Linked DNA regions of Homo sapiens: region 1 is linked to region 2. Evidence: read pairs that join two places in POLR2A ChIA-PET (ENCODE). Cell type or tissue: OCI-LY7. All regions are shown on one strand. Each heading gives the region's core, and the rest is flanking DNA. Links, peaks and the distances in the headings are about the cores only.

Evidence for each region. Peaks named below come from ENCODE experiments on the same cell type or tissue, not always from the same donor. Only the 100,000 strongest peaks of a DNase experiment are listed, where the experiment ranks them.
Region 1: POLR2A ChIA-PET joins it to region 2 with 10 read pairs; 3 of 35 experiments call an interaction of 5 or more read pairs at or near these places.

What each region holds. Positions count from the first base shown.
Region 1 is chr18:26,179,917-26,192,179 of GRCh38, reverse strand. The region is part of intron 6 of PSMA8 (proteasome 20S subunit alpha 8); the gene reads right to left. Among named protein-coding and RNA genes, the nearest start is that of TAF4B, 40 kb to the left of the region's middle. RefSeq lists enhancers at 525-604, 1,313-1,422. In OCI-LY7, for the core only: CTCF peaks have their summits at 6,502 and 6,703; DNase peaks (open chromatin) are centred at 6,761, 9,798 and 10,519; H3K27ac peaks cover 3,185 bases.
Region 2 is chr18:26,107,658-26,119,920 of GRCh38, reverse strand. No RefSeq gene overlaps it. Among named protein-coding and RNA genes, the nearest start is that of PSMA8, 20 kb to the left of the region's middle. In OCI-LY7, for the core only: no CTCF peak of the experiment used is centred there; no DNase peak of the experiment used is centred there.

The sequences.
Region 1 (12,263 bases), core at 2,884-10,883, 71 kb before region 2:
AGCATTTCAAGAGGTCTAAGAGCAATAACAATTATGGGCAAAACCAGATCTCTGACATTTCTACTATCACTGTGCTAAAAAAGAAAGCAGGACAAAAGGTGATATTGCGTTATATATCCTATATGTGCATATAACTCCAAAAACATTTTAATGCGAGGCTTAATTTTATTCATGAACAAAGACTCATTATTTAACTCTCCCAACTGCACCCTACTGTGTGATTCTCTGATAGGGTTTAATAATTTGATCAGTTTATAGAATAGCGAAATGAAATGGGAAAAGATAATTTATGCTACTTTATGTCTAAGTAGAAAGCAAAAAAGGTTTTATTTTTCTAAGAATTTGCAGTGTAGTTTGATTTTCTGTTGTACTGTTCACAAGTAGATCCAAGGTTACATGCTTGCGGCTATAAGACAGCAATTATTGGCCAAACCTGGTGACTCAGGCCTGTAATCCCAGCACTTTGGGAGGCCGAGGTGGGTGGATCAGTTGAGGTCAGGGGTTCGAGACCAGGCTGCCATTTTCTTTTTCTTTTTTTTTCAGACAGGGTCTCACCCTGTCGCCCAGGCTGGACTGCAGTGATGTGATTGCAACCTCTGCTGCCGGGTTCAAGCGATTCTCCCACCTCAGTCTCCTCAGTAGCTGGGACTACAGGTGTGTGCTACCACGCCTGACTGATTTTTGTTATTTTTAGTAGAGAGATTTGCATTTTCAGTACAGACAGGGTTTTGCCATGTTGGCCAGGCTGGTCTTGAACTCCTGACCTCAAGTGATCTGCCCGCCTCAGCCTCCCAAAGTGCTGGGATTACAGGCCTGAGCCACCGTGCCTGGCCAAGACAGCAATTATTAACTTCAGTGAAGTTAATACATTTATATACAAAAATCTAAATATAATGATCTTAATACTGAAAAGAGGTATCTATTAAATTGATAAATGAATGATCAACTTTATGGAAAGGCAAATTTTCAAAGATATTAGAGATGTAAAGGATTTTAGCTATTAGTCCATCACTAGAATTTACATATAAGAAAACATAGATTCACAAAGCTAAATTATATTTGGCCAAAGATTAAAGAAGGATTAAAGATTAGGTCTCTGATTCTTATTTCAACTCCAGAACTCTTTCCATTTCACCTATAAAGATGTGTGTCACAAAATCTGTATTTGTCAATAATCTACATAAAATATATTATTTGAACGTTTTATGAAATGAATTTACCCATCAAGCAATTACTAGGAGTTCCATGGGCTCTGAAAGTGGAAGAATATAATTCTTACCTGCTATTAAGGAGTCCACAGTTTAGTGGAAAAAAACTGGCATATAAATAGATCATTACAATACAAACCTGAATAAAGTGATGTGGTATTACTTGGGGAAGAAATAATTTCCTCCTTTGAAAAAGTGTCTTTCACTTTCTTTTTCCTTTTTGAGACCGGGTCTTGCTCTGCTGCCTACAGCTGAAGCACAGCGGCATGATCACAGCTCACTGCAACCTCTGCCTCCTGGGCTCAAGCCATCCTACCGCCTCAGCAACCGGAGTAGCTGGGGCTACAGATGTGAACCACCATGCCCAGCTAACTTTTGTATTTTTTGTAGAGACGGGGTTTCGCCATGTTGCCCAGGCTGGTCTCAAACTCCTGGGCTCAATCGATTTGCCTGTCTCGGCCTCCCAAAATGCTGGGATTACAGGCATGAGCCACTGCGCCCAGCCTCAAGAAGCCTTTTCAAAAAATTATTTTTAATTTTTATGAGTACATAGTAGGTATATATATTATGGGGTACATGAGATATTTTGATACAGGCATGTGATGCATAATAACCACATCATGGAGAATGGGGTATCCATCCCCTCAAGCATTTATCCTTTGTGTTACAAAAAATCCAATTATACTCTTTTAGTTATCTTAAAATGTACAATTAAATTGTTATTGACTATAGTTACCCTGTTGTGTTATCAAATACTAGGTCTTATAAATTCTATTTTTTTGTACCTATTAACCATCCCCACCTGCCCCTGCCCCCCACTACCCTTCCCAGCCTCTAGTAACCATCCTTCTACTCTGTATCTCCATGAGTTCAATTGTTTTGATTTTTAGATTCCACAAATGAGTAAAAACATGCAATGTCTGTCTTTCCATGCCTGCCTTATTTAACATAATGATCTCCAGTTCCATCCATGTTATTACAAATGACAGTATCTCATTATTTTTTTGGGGGCAGAACAGTACTTCATTGTGTGTAAGTATCACATTGTCTTCGTACATTCATCTGTTGATGGACCCTAAGGTTGCTTCCAAATCTTGGCTATTGTGAACAGTTCTGCAATTAACATGGGAGTGCAGCTATTTCTTCAATATACTGATTTCCTTTCTTTTGGGTATACACCCAGTAGTGGGATTGCTGGACCATATGTACTTTTATTTTATGTTTTTTGAGGAATCTCCAAACTATTCTTCATGGTGGTTGTACTAATTTACATTCCCACCAACAGTGTATGAGGGTTCCCTTTTCTCCATATCCTCACCAGCATTTGCTGTAGCTTGTCTATTAGATATAAGCCATTTTAACTGGGGTGAGATGATATTTTATTGTAGTTTTGATTTGCATTTCTCTGATGATCAATGATGTTGATCACCTTTTTTTTGGAGATGGGGTCTTGCTCTGTTGCCCAGGATGGAGTACAGTGGCACAATCATGGCTCACTGCAGCCTTGACCTCCCAGGTTCAAGTGATCCTCCCACCTCAGCTTCCCAAGTAGCTGGGACCACAGGAGCACACCACCACATCAGGCTAATTTTTAAATTATTATATTTGTAGAGACAAGGTCTCACTGTGTTGTCCAGGCTGGTCTGAAACTCCTAGGCTCAAGTGATCCTCCCGCCTTGGCCTCCCAAAGTGCTGGGATTACAAGCAAGAGCTCAGCCCAAGCACCTTTTTATATGCCTGTTTGCCATTTGTATGTCTTCTTTTGAGAAAAGAAGACATACAAATTCAAATCCTTCACCCATTTTTTGATCAGATTATTGTTTTTTCTCTTATAGAGTTGTCTGAGCTCCTTATACATTCTGGTTATTAAACCCTTGTCAGAAGGGTAAATTTGCAAATATTTTCTCCCATTCTGTGGGCTGTCACCTCACTTTGTTGATTGTTTCCTTTGCTGTGCAGAAGTTCTTTAACTTGATGTGATCCTATTTGTCCATTTTTGCTTTGGTTGCCTGTGTTTGTAGGGTACTACTCAAGAATATTTTGCGCAGACCAATGTCCTGGGGATTTTCTCCAATGTTTTTGTAGTAGTTTTATAGATTGAGGTCACAGGCTTAAGTCTTTAATCTATTCTTTTTTGATTTTTTATATATGGTGAGAGATAGGGGTTTAGTTTCATTCTTCTGCATATGGATATCCAGTTTTCCCAGCATCCTTTATTGAAGAAACTTTTTCCCAGTGTATGTTCTTAGCACCTCTGTCGAAAATGAGTTCACTATATATATGTGGATTTGTTTCTGGGATCTCCATTTTGTTTAATTAATCTATGTGTCTGTCTTTATGCCAGAACCATGCTGCTTTGGTTACCATAGCTCTGTAGCATAATTTGAAGTCAGGCAATATGATTCCTTCAGTTTTGTCCTTTTTGCTTAGGGCAGCTTTGGCTCTTCTGGGTCTTTTGAGGTTTTTATATAGATTTTATGATTTTTTTTTATATTTCTGTGAAGAATATCATTGGTATTTTGGCAGGGATTGCATTGAATCTGTAGATTACTTTGGGTAGTATGGACATTTTAAAAACATTGATTCTTCCAATCCATGAACATGGAACACCTTTCTATTTTTTTTTTTTTTGGTGTCCTTTTTTGATGTGGGCACTTATAGCTATAAACCTCCTTCTTTGTAATGCTTTCACTGTATTCCATATGTTTTGATATGTTAGGTTTTCATTATCACTTGTTTCAAGAAAATTTTCAATTTTTTTCTTAATTTCTTCATTGACTCACTGGTCATTCAGGAGCATATTGTTTAATTTCCATGTATTCGTATAGTTTCCAAAATTCCTCTAGTTACTGATTTCTAGTTTTTTTTTTCCACTGTGGTCAGAGATGATGCTTGATATTATTTCAATTTTTTGAATATTTTAAGGCTTATTTTGTGACCTAAATATGGTCTATCCTTGAAAATGGTCCATATGCTGAGGAGAATAATGCATATTCTGCAGCTGTTGGATGAAATGTTCTGTAAATATCTATTAGATACATTTGGTCTACAGTGCAGTTTAAGTCTGATGTTTCTTTGCTGATTTTCTGTCTGGAAGATCTGTCCAATGCTGAAAATGGGGTGTTGAAGACTCTAGCTATTATTGTATTGGAATCTATCTGGTTTTTTTTAGCTCTAATAATGTTTACTTTACATATCTAGGTTCTACAGTGTTGGGTGCATATATATTTAAGACTGTTATATCTTCTTGCTGAACTGACCCCTTTATCATTATATAGTGACCTTTTTTGTCTCTTCTTATAGTTTTTGCCTTGAAATCTATTTTGTCTGATATAAGTATAGTGACTCTGGCTCTTTTTTGGTTTCTATTGGCATGAAATATCTTTTTCCATCTCTTTTTTTCAGTCTATGTTTGTCTTTATAGGTGAAGTATGTTTTTCGTAGTCAACAGATCATTGGGTCTTTTTTTTTAAATCCATTCAGTCATTCTATATCTTTTGATTGGAGAGTTTAGTCCACTTACATTCAATGTTATTATTGATAAGTAAGAACTTATCCTCCTGCCTCAGTCTCCCCAAATGCTGGTATTACAGGTGTGAGCCACTGCTCAGACCTCACTTTTTTTGAAGCAGACTCTTGCTCTGTCGCCCAGGCTGGAGTGCAGTGGCATGATCTCAGCTCACTACGACCTCTGCCACCCTAGGCTCAAGTGATTCTCCTGCCTCAGCCCCCTGAGTAGCTGGGACAACAGGCGCACACCATCACACCCGGCTAATTTTTTGTATTTTTAGTAGAGATGGGTTTTCACCATGTTGGCCAGGCTAATCTCAAACTGCTGACCTCAGGTGATCTGGCCGCCTTGGCCTCCCAAAGTGCTGGGATTACAGGCATGAACCACGGTGCCCAGCCTGGTCCATCCTTTCATGGAAGAATCCTGGCATTAAATGAGAAAATGTTTTAAGTTCTACCTTTCTACTGATTCCTGGCCCCAAGTAGGTGTTTATATCTAACTTCCTAGGCTAGGGAGACAAGTATCCTTCTCCAGGGCAGTTTAATCCAAATGTTTACCTCTGGCTTTCAGTGTAGTATTCATTTTTGGTTCCTGGGGATTTTCTTTTAGTTCTTGCAGAAGCTCAGCTATGTCTTTAAAAAACTAGTTATATTTCATCTAGAATTGTCCTCATGTTTTACAGCAGAAGAGTTTTTATATTATCTAATCCAGCATAATGCCAGAAACTGAAGTTGTAGAAGTCTACTTATATACCTTAAGTCAAGCTATTTCCTGTCAAAGTGTTAAAATTTCAGCACATAGTCAGTGATTTAAGAAGTACATATGTAAAATTAAGAGATTTTATGTTTTTCATATTTAGTAAATACTATTTACTTCTTAGTAACTTAGATACAACTGGAATTGCCAAGGATAGGTCAGAGAATAACTAGAAAACCAGTCCACCTCTAAAATCAGCTTAAGAATAAGGGGTAGAGGCATCAAATAATAAAGGTTTACACTACTCAGTAAATTTCTTATATCTTATGTGTTTTTCTAATTTAATAATACAGTACTCATCATAACCATATGTGGAAAGGCTATTAATCCACAGATAAGAAAACAGAAACAGAGAAGTAATTTGTTTACACTGGGAAATGGTAGAGCTGGAATTTGAACTAGGGTAGCTCTAGAGCCTCACTTTGCGTTTTTTTTTTTTTTTTTTTTTTTTTTTTTGAGACAGAGTCTCCCTGTGTTGCCCAGGCTAGAGTGCAGTGGCGTGATCTCAGCTCACTGCAACCTCTGCCTCCCAGGTTCAAGTGATTCTCCTGCCTCAGCCTCCCAAGTAGCTGGGACTACAGGTGCCCTCCAACACACCCAGCTAATTTTTTTTTGTGTGTGTATTTTTAGTAGAGACGGGGTTTCACTATGTTGGCCAGGCTGATCTTGAACTCCTGACCTCGTGATCCACCCACTCGGTCTCCCAAAGGGCTGGGATTACAGGCATGAGCCACCATGCCCATCCAGAGCTCCATTTTTGATCACTTCACTGAACTGTATCCCACACAAAGATTTATCAAAATTGAGAATGCAATAGGATTTGTAATATTTTCATGTGGAGTCCATTAAAAATGAAAACAAATAAGTTATTCAAGATCCACAAATTAAAACTCTGTAAAGAAACAAAATTGAAACTATTTCTATATACATTGAAATTTGGCAAAACTGGTTTAAAACCAGACGCAAGTCTATTTTAAAATAATTTTCAATTAAGCAATTTCAGACTCTGAAGACATTTGAAAAACTTCCTAGAGAATACATTATGGTTGATTCCCCAAACATCCATTCTATATCAGTGCTTAACATTAGCCAACCAGCAAACAGAATCTTCTAGAGACTGTTCTAAGGATGTCTTCAGTCTTCCAATCAGATTGAAGGGAAGGACTTACATTCCAGAGTTAGGGAAGTTCTCCCTCTCCTATAAAAGGTTAACAGGAAAATAAATCATTCTGATTGCCTCTGGTGGTCATGAGAGGAATCAACCTTACTAGAACACACTAACTTTAGGATGAAGCCAATATTCAAAGTTGCAGAGTGGAGGGACAGGAAAAATCTAGATACATGAGAACATCGTTGTGTTGTTAAACACACTGTGTCTGGAGCAGGTTTATACTTTCATCTGTGAGAAAAAACGATTTCTTGTTCTTTAAGTCACTATGAGTTGGAGTTTTTTTGTTTTAACTTATAGACAAAAGCATTTGTTCTAACACATTAACCTCTGCTTAATTTCTCCTCAGGTCAATGGGAACTAATTTTTTTCCAAGGAGAATTTTCATTTTCAGTAGAAACAATTTTCAAATGTCTGCCAAAAACAACTTTTTTTTTTTTTTTTTTTTTGAGATGGAGTTTCGCTCTTGTTGCCCAGGCTGGAGTGCAATGGCATTATCTTGGCTCACTGTAACCTCTGTCTCCCGGTTCAAGCGATTCTCCTGCCTCAGCCCCCTGAATAGCTGAAATTACAGGCGCCAGCCACCACCCCTGGCTAATTTTTTGTATTTTTAGTAGAGATAGGGTTTTACCATGATGGCTAGGCTGGTCTCAAACTCCTAACCTCAGGTGATCCACCCGCCTTGGCCTCCCAAAGTACTGGGATTACATGCATGAGCCACTGTGCCCGGCTGCCAAAAACAACTTTTTTTTTTTTTTTTTTTGAGACAGAGTCTTGCTCTATCGCCTATGCTGGAGTGCAGTGGCGCTATCTCGACACATCGCAACCTTTGCTTCCTGAGTTCAAGTGATTCTCCTGCCTCAGCCTCCTGAGTAGCTGGGATTACAGGCACATGCCACCATGCCCGGCTAATTTTTTATATTTTTAGTGGAGATGGGGTTTCACTATGTTGGTCAGGCTGGTCTCGAACCCCTGACCTCAGGTGATCCACCCGCCTCAGCCTCCCAAAGTGCTGAGATTGCAAGCGTGAGCCACCGCGCCCGGCCAAAAACAACTTCTAATAGATCTTCAAAAACCAGGTGAGAAGGAATAGAGGAAGGAGAAAGAGTGCTTAGTATTACTACTGACAAACTCACTTCTCCTCATATTTTGGTGGCCTAAGATTACAGTGAAAGGTAAATTTTTTGTTTATAGTTGTAGAAAATGACAAGCTTTACATAACATTCTTTACGTTCTTTTTAAATTTTTCATCTAAGGTAAAAAGATACAGCTGCTTTAAGCCAGAATAAATGACTGAAACAGACTACATATTGATATTCTCTCTCTGTTTATGAATACACATACAGGCATACCTTGGAAAAATTGTGGATTTGGTTCAGGACCACAGCAGTAAGGCAAATATTGAGTCACATAAATGTTTTGGTTTCCCAGTGCATATTAAAGTTATGTTTACACTATACTGTAGTCTATTGAGTGTGCAATAGCCTTATGTCTAAAAAAATCAACATATCTTAATTTGAAAACACTTTATTGCTAAAAAATGCTAACAATCATGTAAGCCTCCAGCAAGTAGTAATCTTTTTGCTGGTGGGGTCTTGTCTTGATGATGGAGCTGACTCATCAGGGTAGTGGTTGCTGAAGGTTGAAGTGGCTGTGGGAATTTCTTAAAATAAGACAACAATGAGGTTTGCCACATTGATAGACTCTTCCTTTCCCAAAAGATTTCTCTATAGCATGAGATGCTGTTTGATAGCATTTTACTCACAATTGAACTTTTCAGAACTGGAGTCAATCCTCTCAAACCTTGTCACTGCTTTATTTATGTAACACTCTAAATGTTTTGTTGTTATTTCAACAATATTTACAGCATCATAACCAGGAGTAGATTTCATCCAAGAAACCACATTCTTTTCTCATCTTTAAGAAGCAACTCATCATCTGTTTTATCACAAGATTGCAGCAATTCAGTTGCATATTCAGGCTCCACTTCTAATTTTAGTTCTCTTGCTATTTGTACCACATCTGCAGTGACTTCCTCCACTAAAGTCTTGAACTCCTGAAAGTCATTCATAAGGGTTGGAATCAACTTATTCTAAACTCCTGTTAATGTTGATATTTTTGTTTGTTTGTTAATTTTTTTTTTTTTAGACGGAGTCTTGCTCTGTCACCCAGGCTGGACTGCAATGGTGCGATCTTGGCTCACGGCAACCTCTGCCTCCCAGGTTCAAGCGATTCTCCTGCCTTAGCCTCCTGAGTAGCTGGGATTACAGGTGCCCACCACCACGCCCAGCTAATTTTTGTATTTTCAGTAGAGACAGGGTTTCACCATATTGATCAGGCTGGTCTTAAACTCCTGACCTCAAGCAATCCACCCACCTTGGCCTCCCAAAGTGCTGGGATTACAAGCATGAGCCACCACGCCCGGCCTTTTTGTTTGTTTTTTTTGAGACAGAGTCTCGTTCTGCTGCCCTGTCTGGAGTGCGATAGCATGATCTTGGCTCATTGCAACCTCCAACTCCTGGGTTCAAGCAATTCTCCTGCCTCAGCCTCCTAAGTAGCTGGGATTACAGATTCCCCCCACCACACCCAGCTAATTTTTGTATTTGTGGTAGAGACGGGGTTTCACCATGTTGGCCAGGCTGGTCTTGAACTCCTGATCTCAAGTGATCCACCTGCCTCCGGCCTCCCAAAGTGCTGGGATTACAGGCATGAGCTACCGTGCCCAGCCAATGTTGGTAGAGACACAGTCTAACTATGTTGCCCAGGCTGATCTCAAACCTCTAGCCTCTAGCAATTCTTCTGCCTTGGCCTCCCAAAGTGTTGAGATTATAGGTGTGAGCCACTATGCCTGGCCATATTTCTTGAATAATAAGACTTGAAAGTCAAAATTACGCCTTGATGCATGTGCTGCAGAAAGATGTGTTAGCAGGCACGAAAACATTAATTTCCTTGTACATGTCCATCGGAGCTACTGGGTGACTAGGTGGACTGTGAATGAGCAGTAACATTTTGAAAGGAATCTTCTTTTTTTGAGTGTTAGGTCTCAGTAGTGGGCTTAAAATATTCAGTATACTATGCTATAAATAGATGTGCTGTCATCCATTGATTGTAAATGAGCACTGGCTTCTACTTAAAGTTACCAGCTGCATTATCCCCTAACAAGACAGTCCGTCCCTTGAAGCCAGGCAGTGAGGTGATTTCTCCTATCTCTAGCTATGAAAATTTTAGATGGTATCTTCTTCCAGCAGAAAGCTGTTTCATCTACATTGAAAATCTGTTGTTTAGTATAACCACCTTCACTGAAGATAAATGTCTTAGCTAGATCTTCTGGATAACTTGCTGCAGCTTCTCCATCAGTACTTGCTGCTTCACCTTGCACCTTTATGTTATGAAGGTGGCTTCTTTCCTTAAACCTCATGAACCAACCTCTGTTAGCTCCAGCCTTTTCTTCTTCCGCTTCCTCACCCCTCTCAGCCTTCACAGAATTGAAGAAAGTTAGGACTTTGCTCTGGATTAGGCTTTGGCTTAGAGGAATGTTGTGGCTGGTTTGATCTTCCAGCCAGGCCACTAAAACCTCCATATCAGTAACAAGACTGGTTTTTTTTTTTTTTTTCAGATGGCGTCTCACTCTGTTGCCCAGGCTGGAGTGCAGTGGTGCCATCTCAGCTCACTGCAACCTCCGCCTCTCAGGTTCAAGCGATTCTCCTGCCTCAGCCTGCCGAGTAGCTGGGATTACAGGTGCGTGCCACCACACGTGGCTAAATTTTGTATTTTTAGTAGAGACAGGTTTTGCCATGTTGGCCAGGTGCGTGCCACCACGCCTGGCCTGGCTGTTTCAGTTTCTTATCATTCACGTGTTCCCTTGCAGTAGCACTTTAAATTTCTTTAAGTACTTTTAATTTTCTTAAGTACTTTTCCTTTGCATTCACAATTTGAATAACTTGCACAAGAGGCCTAGCTTTCCACCTGTCTTGGCTTTTGACTGCCTTCCTCACTAAGCTTAACAATTCTAGTTTTTTTATTTAAAACTCATGTGACAGACATGAGACTCTTCCTTTCACTTGAACACTTAGAGGCCCTTATCGGGTTATTAATTGGCCTATTTTCAATATTGTTATGCCTCAGGCAATAGGAGGCCTGAGGAGAGGGAGAGACACAGGTAAATAGCTGGTCAGTGGAGCAGTCAGAACACATGCAACATTTATTGATTAAGTTCACTCAGTGTTTTTTATATGGATGCAGTTCATGGCACTCCAAAACAATTAGCACAGTAATATCAAAGATCATTGATCACAGATCACCGTTATATAATAATTACATTGTCACTATATTACACATATAATAATAATAATGAAAAAGTCTGAAATATTCTGAGAGTTATCAAAAATGTGACAGAGACACAAAGTAAGCACATGCTGTTGGACAAATGGAATTGACAGACTTGCTCAACACAGGGTTGCCACAAACCTGCAATCTGTAAAACACCATTTAACGAGCACTTACTATAAAAGGATACTACCATCTCACACCATTTCATTTACTTATCACAACGGCCCTTTGATGAAGGTATCGTTAGACTCATTTTATAGGGAAGAAAACTGAAAGCTGAAGATGAGAGCAATTTGCTCAAGGTCATGTTGTTAAACAAATGTATCTGCTGGAACTTAATCCTAGTCTACCAACTCCAAAGCATGTGTTCTATTCCCTACATAGCCTATCCTAAAGTATCATGTGGAAGACAGTATAACACTGCTGTCAGTAAGCATACCATTCTATCACTCAAAAGCAAAAATATGCATATAACTCTGTGTGTGTGTGTGTGTGTGTGTGTGTGTGTGTGTCTATTTTTATATGCATAGGTATATTATGGAGCAGAAGAGGCAAACTCTGGCCTCAGTGGTTTCTGTGCCCTTGTGGTGTTGCTGCATCTGTCCCTGGGCTCTTAGCAGCAGGGGTGACAAAAACCTGGATAATACCCATTTCCACACTCTGTGCTCAGCACTCTGTAATTTATGTGGGGCTCTGCAGGGGCAAGCTCCACTGTCTTGTCCCCATTTCTCTTATTTATTGAAACTTTGCTGCTGTCTTATCCTCATATCCCATCTGTTAGTTGAATAATAAAGGGTAGGAAATTGATGTCAAAGCAACCATGATGACAAAAACAAAAACAGAAACAAACAAACAAAAAACCCCAGTGCTCCAGATGGCACTAATTTTAACACTACTTGAAATATTTTCCTTAAAACCAAAGAAAAGATATATGTAAAACAATCTTCAAAATAATTTTTTTTGAGATGGAGTCTTGGTCTGTTGCCCAGATCACTGGCATAATCTCAGCTCACTGCAACTTCCGCCTCCCGGGTTGAAGTGATTCTCCTGCCTCAGCCTTCCAAGCAGCTGGGATCACAGGCGTCTGCCACCACGCCCAGCTATTTTTTTTGTATTTTTAGTAGAGACGGGGTTTCACTATGTTGGCCAGGCTAGTCTTGAACTCCTGACCTCAAGTGATCCATCCGCCTCAGCCTCCCAGAGTGCTGGGATTACAGGTGTGAGCCACCGCATCTGGCAACAATCCTTTTTTTTTTTTTAATTTAATTTTTAATTTTTTTTTTTCATAGAG
Region 2 (12,263 bases), core at 1,891-9,890:
GTTGCTTTGCTGAGGCTCTAGACAGCTTTGTGTGTTGGACCCCCAGGCCCTAGTGGAGTGGGTTTATGAGGGGGTCTCCTCATCCAAGGGTTGCAAAGATCCATGAAAGAAGTGTGGTTTCCTGGGTCACACATTCACTCACCGCTTCCCTTGGCTGAGGCCAGGGGTTCACTTGGCTCTGTGTAGCTCCTGGGTAGGCTGTCACCTTGCCCTGCTTTTCTCTGTTCTCTGTGGGTCGAGTTGTTTCCCTGATCAGTCCCAATGTGAGTACCTGGATGTTTCAGTTGAAGGTGCTGTATTTACTCACCCCTTTCATTCTTCTCTGACACAGCAGGAGCACTGCCATCTTGGACAAACAGCACCATTTTAAGTTCCCTTTGATTAAAAAACTGCCTAAATCCGGCCCCAAACACATCAGCCTAATGGCTAATGTCAGCATGACCATAAACCACAGAGACATCTCCGACCAAAAACATTCCAACCCCGAGATAAATTCCCTTCCACCCAGAAACATTCCAAGCCTGCGATAAGCTCTTCCTCCTTAAACCCTTAAATACACTTAGTCTGTAAGAGAGATGCTCCTGACCTAAATCAGCCGGAAGCCCCTCTCAGGTTTATTCTCCAAAAGAAATCTGTCTTTGTCTGTTGAGCCATTTTCATGTTTCTTTCTGCTTTCTCTGACCCTGGTACTCTCCATGAGTGCCAAGCACGGTAGCTGCTTCTAATTGACTATCTTGACCCCACTGAAACTAGGTTATACATTTTAACTTAAAGAAACTACCACTTTTTGAGTGTTGGTCTAGTATCAAGGAATATCCAGTGATTTGAAATCATTGAATGATTGATCTGAAGTTATCTAAAAAGGCTATTTAAATAATACTCCTCTCTTTCCTAATATATATCTTTGTGAGGCTAGATTTTTTCCCCATATTTCAACTAAAGTAACATTTTAGCCATTTGAATATAGAAGCAGATATGAGAATTCAGCTGTATTCTATTAAGCTAGACATTGAAGAGATTTGCAATGTCACTCTTTTCACTATTTTTTTGATTTGGAAAATATAGATTTTTTAATAGAAATATATTAAATATGCCAATATATAATGAGTTTATTTTTTCATTAATTAATAAGTAAGATATCAGGCTGTGCGTGGTGGCTCACGCCTGTAATCTCAGCACTTTGGGAGGCTGAGGCAGACATTCAGACTGAGGTCTGACTTGAGGTCAGGAGTTCAAGACCACCTGAGCAAGATGGTGAAACCCTGTCTCTACTAAAAATACAAAAATTAGCTGGGTGTGGTGACAGACGCCTGTAATCCCAGCTACTCAGAAAGCTGAGGCAGGAGAATCGCTTCAAAGTGGCATGCAAAGGTTGCAGTGAGCTGAGATCACGCCACTGCACCCCAGCCTGGGTGACAGAGCAAGACTCTGTCTCAAAATAAAAAAATAAATAAAGTATCTTTTAATTTCTATTTTGGTAATATGATAGAACCCATGAGGGAAAAAAAAAGCTACTTGAGGTCTTCAATAATTTTAAAGAGGCAAAGTGTTCTTGAGACCAAAAGCTTTAAAGCACTAGGATAAAGCATTGCTAGTGTCCCTGGATGACTAACTGCCTTCCAGAAGCAAAAGTAAATCCTCTGTACAGGAAAATAATATCATGCAGAGTCTCAAATAATTGTTGCAATTTTTCATATGCAATATGTTCTGCTCCATCAAAAATAGCCATGCACACAAAAGACGTGTTATCACCAAACAACAAGAGAAACAATAGACGATAGAAAGAGATGAATATAAAGTTCAGATAATGAATTTATCAGGTATATATTTGTAAAACAATTAAGATAATTATATTCAAGGGATTAAAGACAAGATAGAGATTTTCAGCAGGGACTAAAAGTGTCAATAAACAGTCCATTGGAAATTGTAGAAGTGAAAACTACATTAATGGAAATTGAGAGCTCAATGAATGGATTTTAAAATGGGTCAACCTAGTTGAAGAGAGAAGTGAAGAGCTAGATGATAGTTAAAAAAAAAACTTTATCAAAGCGGCCAGAGATAAAATGATAACACTGAAAAAAAAACCATATTGGATATGTTGAAAAATCTAATGTATGTATAGTTGGGGTACCAGAAGAATAGAGATTTTAAAATAGAGTAGAAACAACATTAAAAGATACTTGGTTTAGAATTTTTTCAAAACTGACAAAAGAATAAAGCAACAGATTCAGGAAAAACTGTTACCACCAAGCAGAATAAAATTCACACTTAGAAAAACCACAATAAATCTGCTGTAAACCAAAGACAATGAGAAAATCTTAACACTATCCAAAGGAAAAAAATAGACATATTTCCAAAAAAGGAGCCACAATAGGGCTGTCAGATGATATCCAGGTGGTTACAATGGAATTCTATCTTCAACTTGCTAAAATGAAATAAATGCAAACATGATATTCTGTATTTAATAATGTTCCAAATTACAAGGCAAAATTAAGGTATTTTTCAAAAGCAGAAACCAGTCACCGACAGACACTCAGTAAAGGAAACACAAAAGAATCTTCTTTAGACAGAAAAAAATGATCAAAGATGGAAGTTTGGAGATGCAAGAAGAAATGAAGAGCATTAAGGATAATGTACATGCACAAATTCAAATAAACATTAAATAAACTCATGGGTTTATAAGAGTATTAACATTTGTGACAAAATAATATGTAAATTTGGTAAGGGGGCAAATGGAGTTAAAATATTCTAACCTCCTTTCATTATTGCAGTAAGTAGTAAAACTTCTAATTTATATTCAACTCAAGTGGTCCAGAAGGCATGTTGTAATCTCTGGGAAAACCACTAAGAGAATCATATAAGAACGTTGGCTGGGCGTGGTGGCTCACGATTGTAATCCCAGCACTTTGGGAGGCCGAGGCAGGCGGGTCACTTGAGGTGAGGAGTTCAAGACCAGCCTGGCCAATATGGTCAAACCCTGTCCTTACTAAAAATACAAAAATTAGCAGGGCGCAGTGGTGTGCGCCTATAGTCCCGACTACTCAGGAGGCTGAGACAGGAGAATCACTTGAACCCAGGAGGCGGAGGTTGCAGTGAGCTGAGATCATGCCATTGCACTCCAGCCTGGGCATCTCAGCGAGACTCTGTCTCAAAAAAAAAAAAAAAAAAAAAGAAAAGAAAAAAAATGGGCCCAGTAGCTCACGCCTGTAATCCCAGCACTTAGGGAGGCTGAGGCGGGCAGATCACAAGGTCAGGAGTTCAATACCAGCCTGACCAACATGGTGAAACCCCTTCTCTACTAAAAATACAAAAAATTAGCCAGGCATGGTGGTGCACAATTGTAATCCCAGCTACTTAGGCTGAGGCAGGAGAATCACTTGAACCCGAGAGGCGAGGTTGCATGAACTGAGATTGCGCCACTGCATTCCAGCCTGGGTGACAGATCGAGACTCCATCTCAAAAAAAAAAAAAAAAAAGAATCGTATAGGAATGTATAATCATAAATAATAAAATAATCTAAAGAACACATGAGAAGAAAGATAAAGGAACAATAAGAGACTTGGATAATAGCCAATAGTATTATAGTGGATTTAAAGATGCTACATTAATATTTATATTCTCTATAATGGAATGAGTTTTTTTAAACTTATAAGTTCAGGGATACATGTGCAGGTTTGTTAAATAGGTAAACTCAAGTCATGGGGGGTTTTGTTGTAAGGTTATTTCATCACCCAGGTATTAAGCCTAGTACTCATTAGTTATTTTTCCAGATCTTCTCCCTCCTCCCACCCTTTACCCTCTGGTAGGCTCCAGTGTCATTCCCCTCTATGTGTGTATGTGTTCTCATCATTTAGCTTCCACTTATAAGCTTCCACTTATAAGTATTATAAATACATGTGGTATTTGGCTTTGTTGCTGCAAAGGGCATAATCTCATTCTTTTTTATGGCTCCATAGTATTTCATGGTGTATGTGTTTCACATTATCTTTCTTCTATCTGTCATTGTTGGGCATTTAGGTTGATTCCCTGTCATTTCTACTGTGACTTCTGCTGCTATGAATATATATGTGCACATGTCTTTATGATTTATATTCCTTTAGGTATATAGCCATTCATGGGATTGCTGGGTCTAATGGTAGCTCTGTTCTTAGCTCTTTGATGAATTGCCACATTACTTTCCACAATGGTTGAACTAATTTCTACTCCCACCAACAGTGTATAAGCTCTCCTTTTTCTCCACAGCCTTGCCAGCACCTGTTATTTTTGACATTTTCACCATAGTCATTCTCACTGGTGTGAGATGGGATCTTATTGTGGTTTTGGTTTCCATTTCTCTAATGATCAGCAATGTTGAACTTTTTTAAATTAAATTAAATTAATTAATTTATTTATCTATTTATTTTTGAGATGGAGTCTCGCTCTGCTGCCCAGACTGGAGTGCAGTGGCGGGATCTCGGCTCACTGCAAGCTCTGCCTCCCAGGTTCATGCCCTTCTCCTGCCTCAGCCTCCCAAGTAGCTGGGACTACAGGTGCCCACCACCACGCCCGGCTAATTTTTTGTATTTTTTTAGTAGAGAGGAGGATTCACCGTGTTAGCCAGGATGGTCTCGATCTCCTGACCTTATGATCTGCCTGCCTCGGCCTCCCAAAGTGCTGGGATTACAGGTGTGAGCCACTGCACCTGGCCAGCGGTGAGCTTTTTTATACACTTGTTGGCTGCGTGTATGTCTCCTTTTGAAAACTGTCTGTTCATGTCCTTTGCCCACTTTTTAATGGGGTTGTTTTTTTTCTTGTAAATTTAAGTTCCTCATAGATGCTGGATATTAGACTTTTGTCAGATGTGTTTATTGAACAGATATTTCTTTCCCCATTGTTTATTTTTGTCAGCTGTTGAAGACCAGATGGATGTTAGGTATGAGGCTTATTTCTGGGCTCTCTATTCTGTTTTATTGGTCCATGTGTCTGTTTTTGTACCAGTACTGTGCTATTTTGGTTACTGTAGCCCTGTGGTATAGGTTGAAGTTGGGTAGCATGATGCCTCCAGCTTTCAACAGTCAAGCTGAGAGCCAAATCAGGAATGCAATCCCATTCACAATTGCTATAAAAAGAATAAAATACCTAGGAATACCCCTAACCAAGTGTATTAGTCCATTTTCACATTGCTATAAAGAGCTACCTTGACTGGGTAGTTTATAATGAAAAGAGGTTTAATTGACTCACAGTTTTTCAGGCTATAGAGGAGGCAAGACTGGGTGAGGCCTTGGGAAACTTACAGTCACGACAGAAGGCAAAGGGGGAAGCACACACGTATTCATGTGACAGGAGAGAGAGAGAGAGAAGGGGGGGATGCCACACATTTTTAAACCATGAGATCTCATGAGAACTCACTCACTATCACAAGAACAGCAAGGGGGAAATCCGCCCCCATGATCCAGTCACCTCTGACCAAGTCCTTCCTCCAAAAGTGGGAATTACAAATCAATATGAGATTTAGTTGGGGATACAGAGCCAAACCATATCATTCCACCCCAGCCCCCCTTAAACCTCATGTCCTTCTCATGTTTCAGAACACAATCATGCCTTCCCAACAGTTCCTCAATGTCTTAACTCATTCCAGCATGAATTCAAAAGTCCAAGTCCAAAGTCTCATATGAGACAAGGCAAGTCCCTTCCACTTATGAGCCTGTAAAATCAAAAACAATTTAGTTACTTCCAAGATACAATGGGAGTACAGGCATTGGGTAAATGCTCCCATTTCAAATGGGAGAATTGGCCAATATAAAGGGGCTACAGTCTCCATGGAAGTCTGAAACCCAGCAGGGCAGTCATTAAATCTTAAAGCTCTGAAATAATCTCCTTTGACTCCATGTCTGACATGCAAGGCATGCTGATACAAGGGGTGGGCTCCCAAGGCCTTGGGCAGCTCCACAAGCCTAGGTGACAGAGCAAGACTCCGTCTCAAACAAAACAAAACAACATTAAAGAGTAAAGAAACTTTGAAAGTAAAATGATGAAAAAGATACATCATGCAAACACTAAACAAAGAAAGCTAGTATAACAAAGTAGACGTTGGATCAAGATGCATAGCAAGAGAAACTGAAGGACATTTTGTAATGATAAAAGGTTTAGTTTACTGGGATACCTAACAATTCCTAATTTGTACCTAGTTCCAATCCTTGTTGTAGGAGATTTTAACAAAGTGGTTTTTTTTGGTAATTGATAAAATAAGCAGACAAAAAATTAAAACCATATAGAATATTTAAACAACCCAACTAATAAACTTGGCATCTCTTTCACTTCTGTCTATCTCTCTGTCTCACACACATACCCCAAACAACTGTGGACTAAAAATACATTTTGAACAAATGTGGAACATTTACAAAAATTGGATATATGGTAGACCATGAGGCAAGTTTTGCAAATTGTAAAGCATTAAATGCATATAGAATTTTTGCATCCCTTCCCCTAGTGCAGTTAAGCCAGGAATCAGTTACCAGCACCATAACTAGAAATTGTTTCGTAACATTTATTTTTGAGACAGGGCCTTACTCTGCCACCCAGGCTGGAGTGCAGTGGTACAGTCAGATCTCACCATAGCCTCGAACTCTTGGGCATAAGTGATCCTCCCACCTCAGCCTCCCAAGTAGCTGGGACCACAGGCACATGCCACCATGCCCACTTAGTTGAAAAAAATGCTCATGGGCCCAAGCAATCCTCCTGTCTTGGCCTCCCAAAGTGATTATAGGCATGAGTCACCATGCCCAGCCCACAACATTTTCAAAGTGTATTTGAAAAATTTGTAATGTATTTTGAAATAACCAAGGGTCAAAGAAGAATTCACAATGGAAATTAGAAAATATTTTGAACTGGATCATAACAAAAATATAATGTATTAAAACTTGTGTGATGCAGCCAAAGCAATGATCAGGAAGAAGATGATTGCATTAAGTGCACACATTAGAAAAGAAGAAAAACTAAAAATCAATTACCTCAGTATCAATTTGAAGATGTTATATTAAACAATAAGATACTTGAGATTCAGGAAAATGTCAAAACCCATTTCAAGGAAGCTAAGAATCACAATAAAATGATGCAAGTGCTCATAGATGAAATAGTTATTATAAAAAAGAACCAAACTGATCTGATAGAGCTGAAAAACAGACTATAAAAATTGCATAATGTATTGTAAGTACTAACAGCAGAATAGACCAAGCTGAAAAAAGAATCTCCAAGCTCAAAGACTGGCTCTCTGAAATAATTCACTCAGTTAAAAATAAAGGAAAAAGAGTAAAAGAGAATGAACAAAACCTCCAAGAAATACATGTTTATGTAATGAGACCAATTCTATGACTGATTGGCATCCCTGAAAGAGATGAGGAGAAAGCAAACTTGCTTGCAGCTTGGAAAACATATATTAGGATTTCATTTATGAAAACTCCCCCAACCTTTCTAGAGAGGCCAGCATTCAAATCCAGGAAGTGAAGAGAACACCCGAGTTATTACACAAGAAGACCATTCCCAAGACACATGATCATCAGATTCTCCAAGACTGAAATACAAGAAAAAAATGTTAAAGGCAGCTAAAGAGAAGGAGCGAGTTACTTACAAAGGGAACCCCATCAGGCTAACAGTGGACCTTTCACCAGAAACACCACACCACAAGCCAGAAGAGATTAGTAGCCTATATTCAAAATTCTTAAAAAAAAAAAAACAACAACAATAATTTTGTATCCAGCCAAACTATGCTTCATAAGTGAAGGAGAAATAAGATCCTTTTCATTCAAGTAGATGCTGAGGGAACTTGTTACCACCAGACCTGCCTTACAAGAAGTCCTGAAAGGAGCACCAAATATTGAAACGAATGACCATTACCAGCCACTACAAAAATACACTGAAGTACACAGACCAGTGACACTATAATGCACAAACAAGTCTATATAATATTACCAGTTAACAACACAAGTGCCTTTTAATTGGGGCTTTTAGCCCATTTATATTCAAGATTAGTATTGATATGCATAGATTGAGCCTGCAGATTTGATCCTGTGGGCAGATTGCTTGAGCTTAGGAGTTCAAGACCAGTCTGGGCAACATGGTGAAACACCATCCCTACAAAAAAAATAGAAAAATTAAGCTGGGCATTGTGGCATGTGCCTGTGGTCCCAGCTATTTGGGGGGCTGAGGGAGGAGCCTGGGAAGTCGAGGCTGCAGTGAGCTGTGATCTTACCACTGCATTCCAGCCTGGGTGGCAGAGCAAGACCCTCTCTCAAAAACAGACAAACAAACAACAAAAAAGGAAGACCCAATGGTATACTCTCTGCAAGAGACCTGTCTCACACACAATGATATCCCATTGGCTCAAAATAAAGGGATGGAGAAAAACTACCAAGAAAATGGAAATCATAAAAAAAGCAGGAGTTGCAACCGTAGTTTCAGACAAAATAGACTTTAAACCAAACATATCAAAGAAGACTAAGAAAGACATTACATAATGGTAAAGCATTCAATTCAACAAGAAGACCTAACTATCCTAAATATATATGCACCCAACACAGGAGTGACCAGATTCATAAAGCAAGTTCTTGGAGACCTACAAAGAGACTTTGATTCCCACACAAAAATGTTGGGAGACGTCAACACCCAACTGACAGTATTAGATCATTGAGTCAGAAAATTAAGAAAGATATTGAGGACCTGAAGTGAACACTTGATGAAATTGACCTAATAGACAGCTATAGAACTCTCCACCCCAAAACAACAGAATATACATTCTTCTCATTGCCACATAGGACATATTCTAAAATTGGCCACACAATTGTACGTAAAATAATACTCAGCAAATTCAAAAAAACTGAAATCATCCCAACCACACTCTTGGACGACAGCACAATAAAAACAGAAATTAATACTAAGAAAATGACTCAAAACCATACAATTATATGGAAATTAAACAACCTCCTCCTGAGTGAGTTTTGACTGAACAATTAAGGCATAAATCAAGACATTCTTTGAAACTAATGAGAACAAAGATAAAGTATATCAGAATCTCTTGGACACAGCTAAGTCAGTGTTAAGAGAGAAGTTTATAGCACTAAATGCCCACATCAATCGGTTAGAAAGATCTCAAATTGGCAACCTAACATCACAACTAGAAGAACTAGAGAAGCAAGAGCAAACCAATGCCAAAGCTAGCAGAATATAAGAAATCACTAAAGTCAGAGCTGAACTGAAGCAAATTGATATATGAAAAACCACAGAAAAGATCAATGAATCCAGGAATTGGGTGTTTGAAAAAATTAGTAAGATCAATAGACTGCTGGGTAGACTGATGAAGAAAACAAGAGGGAAGATACAAATAAACACAATTAGAAATGATAAAGGGGACATTACCATTCATCCTACAGAAATACAAAAAGCATCAGACACTACTATGAACACCTCTAAACACACAAACTAGAAAACTTAGAAGAAATGGATAAATTCCTGGACACATACAATCTTCCAAGAATGGACCAGTAAAAAATTGAATCCCTGAACAGGTCAATAATAAGTTCCAAAATTGAATCAGTAATAAAAAGCCTATCAACAATAAAAAAAAAAAGCCCAAGATCAGAAGGATTCACAGCCAAATTCTACCTAATGTTTAATGAAGAGCTGGTGCCTTTACTACTGAAACTATTCCAAAAAATTGAGGAGGAAGGACTCCTCCCCAACTCACCGTATGAAGCCAGCATTATCCTAAATACTAAAACCTGGCAGAGACATGGCAAAACAAAACAAAACAAACTTCAGGCCAATATCCTTGATGAAAATTCATGCAAATATCCTTAACAGAATACTAGCAAACCAAATCCAACAACACATCAAAAAACTAATCCATCACAATGAATTAGGCTTAATCCCTGGGATGCAAGGTTGGTTCAACATATGCAAATTGATAAATTTGATGAACCACAGAAAAAGAATTAAAAACAGTCAAGGCATGGTGGCTCATGCCTGTAATCCCAGCACTTTGGGAGGCTGAGGCGGATGGATTACCTAAGGTCAGGAGTTCAAGACCAGCCTGGCCAACATGGTGAAATCCCATCTCTTCTAAAAATACAAAAAATTAGCTGGGTATGGTAGCAGACACCTGTAATCCCAGCTCTCAGAGGCTGAGGCAGGAGAATTGCTTGAACCTGGGAGGTGGAGTTTGCAGTGAGCTGAGATTGTGCCATTGCACTCCAGCCTGGGCAACAAGAGTGAAACTCTGTCTCAAAAAATAAAATAAAATAAAAATAAAAAAAGAATTAAAAACAAATCATGATTAATCGATGCAGGAAAGGCTTTCTATAAAATTCATTATTACTTTATGTCAAAAATCCTCAATAAGGTAGGTAGTAAAGGAACATACTTAAAAACAATAGCCATCTTGAGAACTCCACAGTGAACTGAATGGGCAAAAGCTGGAAATATTTCCCCCTGAAAACCAGCAAAAGACAAGGATGCCCTCTTTTACCACTCCTGTTCAACATAGTATTGGAAGTCCTGGCCAGTGCAATCAGATAAGAGAAAGAAATAATAGGCATCCAAATAGGAAGAGAGGAAGTCAGAATACTCTTGTTTGTAGATGACATAATTTTTTTTTTTTCTTTTTGTGATGGAGTCTCACTCTCTTGCACAGGGCGGAATGCAGTGGCGCGATCTCGGCTCACTGCAACCTCTGCCTCCTGGTTTCAAGCGATTCTTCTGCCTCAGCTTCCCGAGTAGCTGGGACTACAGGTGTACACCACCATGCCCAGCTAATTTTTCTGTTTTTAGTATATTTGGGGTTTCACTATGTTGGCCAGACTGGTCCTGAACTCCTGACCTCGTGATCTGCCCACTTCGGCCTCCCTAAGTGCTGGGATTACAGGCGTGAGCTACCACACCTGGCCACATGATTCTATATCTGGAAAACCCCATATTCTCTGCCCAAAACCTACTTGATCTGATAAACAACTTCAGCAAACTTTCAGGATACAAAATCAACATAGAAAAATCAGTAGCATTTCTCCCAACAACATCCCAGCTGACAGCCAGATCAGAAGTGTAATCCCAGTTACAATTGCCACAAACAGAATAAAATACCTAGGAATACAGCTAACCAGGGAGGTAAAAGATCTCTACAATGAGAATTAAAAAACACTACTGAAATCAGAAATGACACAAACAAATGGAAAAACATTTTGTGCTTATGGATTAGAAGAATCAATATTGTGAAAATGGCCATATTGCCAAAGCAATTTAGAGGATTCAGTGCTATTTCTTTCAAACTACCAGTGACATTCTTCACAGAATTAGAAAACAGATGGTGGCTCACACCTGTAATTCCAGCACTTTGGGAGGCCAAAGCCAGTGGGTTACTTGAGCTCAGGAGTTTGAGAGCCTACCTGGGCAACATGGTGAAACCCTGTTTCTAAAAAAAAAAAAAAACCCACTATTTAAAAATTCAGATGGAACCAAAAAAGAACTCAAATAGCTAAGCCAATTGTAAGCAACAAGAGCAAAGCTGAGTTATCACATTATCCAACTTCAAACTATACTAAAGGGCCACGGTAACCAAAACAGCATGGTAGTGGTACAAAAACAGACACATAAACCAATGGAACAGAATAGAGAGCTCAGAAATAAGGTCACACACATACAACAATTTGGTCTTTGACAAAGCTGACAAAAACAAACAATGGGGAAAAAAGAGTCCCTAGTCAATAAATGTTGCTGGGATAACTGACTAGCCATATGGAGAAAATTGAAACTGGCCCTCTATCTTACATCACATACAAAAATCAACTCAAAATGGATTAAAGACTTAAATGTAAAACCTAAAACTTTAAAAATTCTGGCAGATAACCTAGAAAATACCATTCTGGACATAGGAATGGGGCAAAGATTTCATGATGAAGATGCCAAAAGCAATTGCAACAAAAACAAAGATTCACAATTAGGATCTAATTAAACTAAAGAGCTTCTTCACATGGAAAGAAACTATCAACAGTGTAAACAGACAACCTACAGAATGGGAGAAAATGTTTGCAAACTATGCATCCAATGAAGGACTAAGATCCAACATCTGTAAGGAACTTAAACTAATTTACAAGAAAACAACAAACAACCCGATTAACAAGTAGGCAAAGGACATGAACAGACACTTTTCAAAGGAAGAGATACATGTGACCAATAAGTGTATGAAAAATGCCCAAAATCACTAATCATTAGATAAATGCAAATCAAAACCGCAATGA